Regions from separate parts of the Homo sapiens genome. Here region 2 is linked to region 1. Evidence: chromatin contacts called from ENCODE Hi-C or POLR2A ChIA-PET data. All regions are on one chromosome and are shown on one strand. Each heading gives the region's core, a stretch centred on a gene start or an enhancer-like site at or near the end of the contact. The rest is flanking DNA. Distances are from core to core; before and after follow the strand shown. Region 1 overlaps DOCK10 (dedicator of cytokinesis 10). Region 2 overlaps DOCK10 (dedicator of cytokinesis 10).

Region 1 (3,529 bases), core at 252-2,751:
ACATTTTATTGTGCTTTTGAGTTTTCAAAGCCCTGCCACGTACACCATCATTTCATTTTCCCCAGTAGCCTTGTGAAGTAGCATGGCACAGTGTTAGGAAGCAGGGCTGCACATGTTAGGGGGCTCTGAGTTACTGTGCAGGTGGTGTGGTCAGTAAAAGAGGATCTTTCAGGACAAGAACCCACATCTTGGGATGATCACTTTGCATTGGAACTCCGGTAAGCTGCAGGCAGCTCAATCTCAGCAACTGAGTAGTTCCCAGAACTGTCCATATTCTCATGTGAAAAAGCTCATGGCTTTCATGAGGCTTCCAGGAAACACATGAGAATGAGAAAGATTAAAACAGTTAACAACAGTAAGAATATTAATTTTTTTAAAAATCATATATCTACAGAAAATGCATCTTCCAGATGGGCTTTGTCAACCAGTTGACCCTTTGGCCAACCAATAGCAGTAAATATTGTGTAATGTGGTCATGGTTTTTGCTTAACTGTTTTTCACTTTCTGTCCTGAATTTGTGGGGGAAAAATTAAAGAGCACTAAACGCATATGGAAGAGTGAAAGAATGTCAGGCAGGTAGTTTCACTGATGTTCCTTTAATTGGTTTTTAAATGATTAATGTGCACAGTGTGGGAGACAGAAAGACAGCACCCACTAGATGTCCTGAATGTTCTAATCCTGCCAATATGCCACCTTACCTGGTAAGTAGGACTTAGCAGATGTGATTAAGTTAAGGACCATGAAATGGGGAGATTATCCTGGATTTTCCAAATGAGCACAGTGTCATCACAAAAGTCCTTATAAGAGGAAGGCAGAGTCATAAGAGAAATGATACAGAAGCCGAGGTCAGAGTGATGGGATTGTTGGGAAGGCTCAAAAGCCAAGAAATGTGGGCAGCCTCTGGAAGCTGGAAAAGGAGATGAACTGGAACCTTCCCTAGAACCTCCTGAAGGTTCGTCACCCTGCTGCAAGCTCGATTTTAGCCCTGTGAGTCATTTCAGACTTCGTACCACCAAAACAGCAAGATAACAATTGCATACTGTTTTAAGCTGCTAAATGGTGATAATGTGTGAAAGCAGCCATAGAAAACGTCTACAAAAGCTGTGATATTGTGAATCTCAGGCATCCCATCAGCAGGCTGCACTAGTCAGACCTTCACTTTATGGTTAGAAATTAAATTTTTTCACTGAAACTTCTTTGTCTAAAGTTGTTTGTAACGTAAGCTAACATGTATATAGTAATTGACCATGAGCCCAATGACTTTCTATGTGTTAGAGCAGAATGGTGAAGCTTCAGGCTGTGGAGTCACATGGTCTGGTTTGATTTCTCTCACTTATTATGTGCCCTTGGTAAAGTTACTTGACTTCTCTGAGCCACAGTTTTCTCATCCATCAAATAGGGAGGTAATAATAGTGCCAACTTCTTGGAATTACTGTGGGGATTAAGGGAGATGATGTGTGCATGGAATTTAGCTTGAGGCTTGGCACACAGCAGGAGTCTTGGAAGTCTGCCAGGGCAAGGCTTGTTCCCTGTCATGTTTAGAGATGACGGGATCCAAGCTCCCTTAAGTTCAGGCATGTTATAAGCCATGGAATTGGCTCAGGCTCTAGTTCTCTGTTCTCTTCCTTATGACATGAAATGCTGCCATTCATTGGTAAAGCTATTTAACACAATCTCTTCACTAGTCAGTGAAATAAAAGAAAAAAAATTATTCACTGAAAAAGAAAAGAAGACAAGATATATCCCAGCACTAAAAGCATCTTTTTTTTAAATTTAAATTTTAATTTTTTTAGTTGAGATGGAGTCTTGCTCTGTTGCCAGGATGGAGTGCAGTGAGTGGCATGATCTCAGCTTACCACAATCTCCGACTCCCTGGTTCAAGCGAGTCTCCTGCCTCAGCCTCCCGAGTAGCTGGGATTACAGGCACGTGCCACCACGCCCAGCTAATTTTTGTATTTTTAGTAGAGACGGGGTTTCACCATGTTGGCCAGGATGGTCTTGATCTCCTGACCTTGTGATCCGCCTGCCTTGGCCTCCCAAAGTGCTGGGATTACAGGCGTGAGCCACTATACCCGGCCAGCATTCCATTTTTTTTAAAAGGTCACTCCTGTCCTGAAATACATGAATTTGCAACGTACTCCTGGAACAACTGCCAATTAATATAGTTTAGAAATATTGGTAAGTACATACCTGCCAAGGCATGTCCTTAGTCTGATGAGGTCTAGAGAGAGTGTTTTTCACTGCACGGTTATCTGAACATTTACCCACCTTTCTTAGGAACCGCTGGGGGCAGTGGAGGGCTAGCTCTTACCTCATCTGAGAAATCCGGATTCTGAGAGTGGTGCAGAACTGCTGTGTAGGCGGCTGAGGTGAAGAGGGGCCCTCCAGGTTTTCCATAAATACACTGTTTGAAAAGTTATGAGTTGAACAATTATGAGTGTCTGAAATTATCCCTGGGTGAAAAAAAAGTCCATAACTCTTCAGTACCAACCCTGGGACAATGGCAAACTTTGTGATAACTTGCCAGGCTAAGCTGGCATCTAATTAACCTTGAACTTCTTTGGCCTACTACCCTGCATTTATTATACAATGAAAGCTGCTGAAGATAATTTGATGGCTTTCATTCATCATATAGTTAATACGCCAGGGCCAAATACCTGTGGGACAGGAATAATACAGGGTGGCCACAGGAGAACAGAAAATTCCAGGCAGAGGTTTCACATGCCTAGCAAAAAGGATACTGTTGAAATAGCTGCAAAAGTCAGTGGCCAATAAGACCCTAAAAAATGAGATGCGGGCCAAGCTGGTTAAGACCAACTGTACCCAGCATGGTGCTGGATTTGACCTAGGTTTCTCCTAGGACCTCATTATATGCTCATTGACATACTAAATCACACTCCCCCCAGTACCTGGGCAGTTCTAAAGTTTCTTTAGAAATCTTCATGAATATAAAGAAACCCATAAAGGTAGAAGCCCTAAACCTTTTTGCAGATGACTATCTCTCTTGAGTACACCCACACTCTTCTTTCCTGAGTGTGTTCTTTTTGCTTTGCAGTAAATCTCTGTACTTTCACTATTTTCTGAGTCATCCTTGAAATCCTTCTCATGACAGTGTCAAGAGCCTATTCACCGGCTGGGGCTGGGATCCCAAATACACTGTTGAAGAAGTTATGAATTGAACAATTATGAGGGTCTGAAATTATCCCTGAGTGAAAATAAAAGGCCATAACTCTTCAGTTACCAACCCCAGGAAAATAACAATGACTCAGACAATGACCTGGGACAACGGTCAGTGTTTGCGGACCTCCCCTAGCCTATGGGTATCACCTGGACCAATCTGACTCTTGATTTACATGGAATAAGGGCTAACTTGTTTAAGACTGATTCCTTTAGAATGGCTTCCTGAACAGGCCTTGATATGGTCAGGCTTTTCTCCCCACCCGAATCTCATCTTGAATTATAATCCCGACATGCCAAGGAGAGGAAGTGACTGGATCCTGGGGCCGCTTCCCCCATGCTGTTCTCATGA
Region 2 (3,787 bases), core at 676-3,175, 34 kb after region 1:
AATATCAAAGAGGGAAGCTACCCAAATCAAATATTTAATTATACCTATTATGTGGCTAGTATCTTGTATAGAATTTTGCAGGAACAAAAGAAGAGTCTTAAGGGAATCATACAACATCAAATCCAGGTTTCTGGTATCGATGGCTCCCTTCCATGAAATCCTCTCCACTCTCTGTAGGTTTATTTGTTCATTCATTCAGTGAAAATTAAATGGGTACCTCCTATGTTTCAGTCACACAGAACTGAAAAAATTCAAGTAAAGTGCTTTCCCTCATTGAACTTACCTTCTAGTGTAATGAAATGTCAGTAAGCAAATAAGCAGAAAGACAACATATGTAACATATATATACACATATATGTATATAATAGGTGTGTAATATGATATGGCATCATGCAGTGATAAATGTAATTTCATTCTTGCATATGTTATCAGGACTTATTGCTTGAAGTGTGTTACTTGTTTTCTTTGCATGTACCATATTTGTTTTGTTTTTTTTTCTGTGCATCCTTCCCACATCCTGGAAGCTTTTTGAAGACATGAGCCACACCTATTTTCAGAGTTTGCTCTTTTCACAATGGTTTGCACATTGCAAGTTTTCCAATATATACTAGTATTTGCTGAAATGAATCCCATATCTAAAATTCACTGCTTAAAGCTCCACATGAACATATCTTTGTAGTGTTTTTTCTGCCCACATAGCTTATGTAGGTAGAATAAATGTATGTATGTGGGTATGCCTACTTTACATATGATAATACATCATTTCTTTGGGCATCTGTCTGTAATTTTGGACATTCCTCTGCCTCAAGTTAAACTTTGCAATTCATTAGCTCTGTGACCTGTGAAAGACACTCTACCTCTCTGAATTTTATTTTAATAAATGGAACAATCATAGTTCATGTTCCATCAAGTGCTGTCAAATAATATATTAGATGAAGAAAACCACAAGTATAATTTTGGTTCTTATTGTTCTCGGAAGTGAGATTTTCAGAACTTGAGTTGCTAATGCGAGGCTTACGGGTCATATTTGGCTTCTAGATTTGTTTTCCTTGTAATGTTCTTTCCCCTGCTCCCAATATGACTTGCTTTCTGTAGGCAGGCATTCTCCACGTCTACATAGTCCAAGCTGCATCTGTTTCTCACACCTGGCCTCTCTTCATGCATGCAGGGGGCTGCTTGACCTACAGGAGGTATCTGCATTTCTAGCCTTTGGTTAGTCACATGAAGCCACTGTCTTGGAACCCATATCCACATGGTGGCAGACTCAAGGAAATGAGCCTTGTCCACCACACTGTCCACACCCATGTAAGCCTGTCTAAAGTGACATCAGCTTATTATCATTGCTGAGATAGGGACCTAAAACAGATGAGATTCTTGGGCTGTTCATTCTCTTCTACAGTGGCAGAACCTGGAATGAATGGATGGATAGATGAATGAATGTGAGAATGAATGAATGAATACATGAACTGAAGGAACAAGATAGGATAACACAGGCCTAAATATCTCTTAGTCCCAGAAGAAAAAACTTGAAGCAGCAAAAACCAAGTTCTTTTCCAGATTGGGAGCATAGGCCCATAAAAAATATCTAATACTCTTTGATGATATTATGAAAAAATAGAAAACCATGATTAGGCTTTGTTTTGTTTTGTGTTTTTTTTGGCCAAGATTCAGGAAATTGTCAGTCATAAACATTACCTAAAGTCTCTGAGAAAGCTGGGAAGGAGTTTCTCTCTACTTGAGCCACCCTTGTAATATACGTCTAAGAATTCCAAAGTATTCTAAGGAAAACGATGATATGGATTAAGTCTGAATGAATCAAACTGAAATGGCATATTCACTAAAGATTATAATGAACTTGAACTCCCTAAGAATGCTGGATGCTAAGTAGTACTTTCTGAGGCAGAGACGTTGTTCCTCTTTTTTGTTTGATTCAACGGAACCTGGCAATGATTCTTCATAAAACTGGTCTGATTCATCCTAGTTATTCATTTGCTCTGTGCTTTTGTGTGTACATGATTCATCTTCAGGCACATTTCATGCCTGAGAGCTTACTAGAACTATGGTTAAACTGGCACTATTTCACTCAAATTCTCTCCAGATGTAAAAACTTACACATCTGGAAGAACTATAAGCAAATATGTAAGAACTGGGACCCACACACAAAGTGACAAGTGACCCAGGTTTTGTCTCCCCAGAGTGATCCCAAGAAACTGGTCCCTGCCTCTACAAAGGATGTAGAGAATACTGGATAAAGCTTCTTGATGAAGAGGAATATAAATGCAGGGATAGAGGTGAACTCTTTAAAAGATACATATGCCAAATCTACCTTGGGGAATATTATAGACAGGCCCAGCTTTTTCTGTACAGACTTACAGCCTGAGCTGAAAGAGTTCATCATTGTTTCATGTTCCCAGAGCATTCCATGGTCTCTGCCATTCATACCTCCATCATCGCTCTCGAGATATCGTGTGATAGTGAGCAAGTAGCGATGCCCCTCTCTGATTCTGACTTCAATAAAGAATTGACTTCCCCACACCTGGGTGTAGTTTCTAGCATGTCATAGGCACTAAGTGGGTTTGTTGAATGAATCAGTAGGTTAATGAATAAATAAAGACATAGATAAATTAACACACTTAGGAAAAAATATCCGGAACGTAAATCAAGGTTTTCTAGGAAGACTTTCCCATAATGGAATGTCTATATCCTAGGTTGTGACCTTTGAAATTAATGGAAGAATTAGGGGAGAAAGGCTAAATACACTATCTCCCAGTTCTTTTCACATATTAGCACATTGTTCTAGTTTTACAGATGAGGAACCTGAGATCAAATTGGTCAAGTAACTTACTCAAAGTCTTTGGGTAGTAAATGGTAAAACTAGGATTTGAATGCGGACTTGCATGAATCCCAAGCTTGTGTTTTCCCTTCAATACTCCTTTTTTTCCATGACAATGTTTAAGCAGAGACTGAAACACAATCTAAGTAAGAGATGATGGAGAAGCAGTTCCTCCATAGGAAGGTCAGATTAGAGCAATAAGTTCTATGATTCTTTGAAGAAGAAAAATATTGCATATTAACCTGGGTTTCTGCAAACTTAATATATAACAAAAGACTACAATGGTACTTCTTAAAAAATGATGACTCATTTGCTAGAGAAAGCTTTCAAGTACAAATGGAAAGGATAATATTTAACATTTTCTGCTCAATGTCTATAAAATGCAGTTATTGATCTTTACTGCTAACGTTTTACTTCATGTTTCTAAGGCCAAAAGGTGTCCTTTGTGACCAACAGTAGAAAATAGCCTCCACCCTCCATTAAGGTCATTATTGCCCTTTCCATATGGAAAGCTGGCATCTGTGTTAAAATGCAATTATCTTTCACTTGCAGCAGAGTGCTCAGAAACAGTTAATTTTTTCCTTTTAAAGTTCAGCTTTATTACTTCCTGGAAGAATTCCAGATTTTAACAGATAAACCATCCAGAAATAGGCCGGGACTAAATGACTGGAGAGAACTCTACTTGCATCCACATATCCAAGGGCCTCCAGGAGTGGTCTGTGATGTAATTTCAGCTCGTAACAAGCTAGGTGAATGCTGAGGTTTGAGGGTAACAGAAAGTACTTCTCTACTGGCCTGTGACCAGAAATAGAGTCCTGGACCTCAGTGAGCCAGTGCCATTGTGAAATTTGAGGGAAGGTTGCTAAAACACTTTTGATTGCTCCCATGATTACATAAAAGGGAATAAGGTCAGTTATTTCATCAGAGTAGGAAGCAGCGATTCGAAAGCCAAAT

What was found. A loop is a pair of places that touch in the nucleus more often than their neighbours do. ChIA-PET counts read pairs that join two places held with the same protein, here RNA polymerase II (POLR2A). Pooled maps may share reads with other maps.
Region 2: POLR2A ChIA-PET joins it to region 1 with 24 read pairs in MCF 10A. The contact joins two enhancer-like sites. A Hi-C loop is called at or near these places in 4 of 168 maps with a recorded cell type or tissue (CD8-positive, alpha-beta T cell, endothelial cell of hepatic sinusoid, endothelial cell of umbilical vein and 1 more) and 1 of 50 pooled maps. POLR2A ChIA-PET finds 5 or more read pairs at or near these places in 3 of 52 experiments (GM10248, MCF 10A and OCI-LY7).

What each region holds. Positions count from the first base shown.
Region 1 is chr2:224,847,196-224,850,724 of GRCh38, forward strand. It overlaps DOCK10 (dedicator of cytokinesis 10), which reads right to left. Exons shown (of 56, transcript NM_014689.3): 19 at 2,312-2,404. Among named protein-coding and RNA genes, the nearest start is that of CCDC195, 130 kb to the left of the region's middle. Within about 2 kb of position 1,502, at least 3 of the 41 ENCODE cell types and tissues checked have a DNase peak (open chromatin) inside an H3K27ac peak, as active enhancers do.
Region 2 is chr2:224,880,771-224,884,557 of GRCh38, forward strand. The region is part of intron 7 of DOCK10 (dedicator of cytokinesis 10); the gene reads right to left. Among named protein-coding and RNA genes, the nearest start is that of MIR4439, 130 kb to the right of the region's middle. Within about 2 kb of position 1,926, at least 4 of the 41 ENCODE cell types and tissues checked have a DNase peak (open chromatin) inside an H3K27ac peak, as active enhancers do.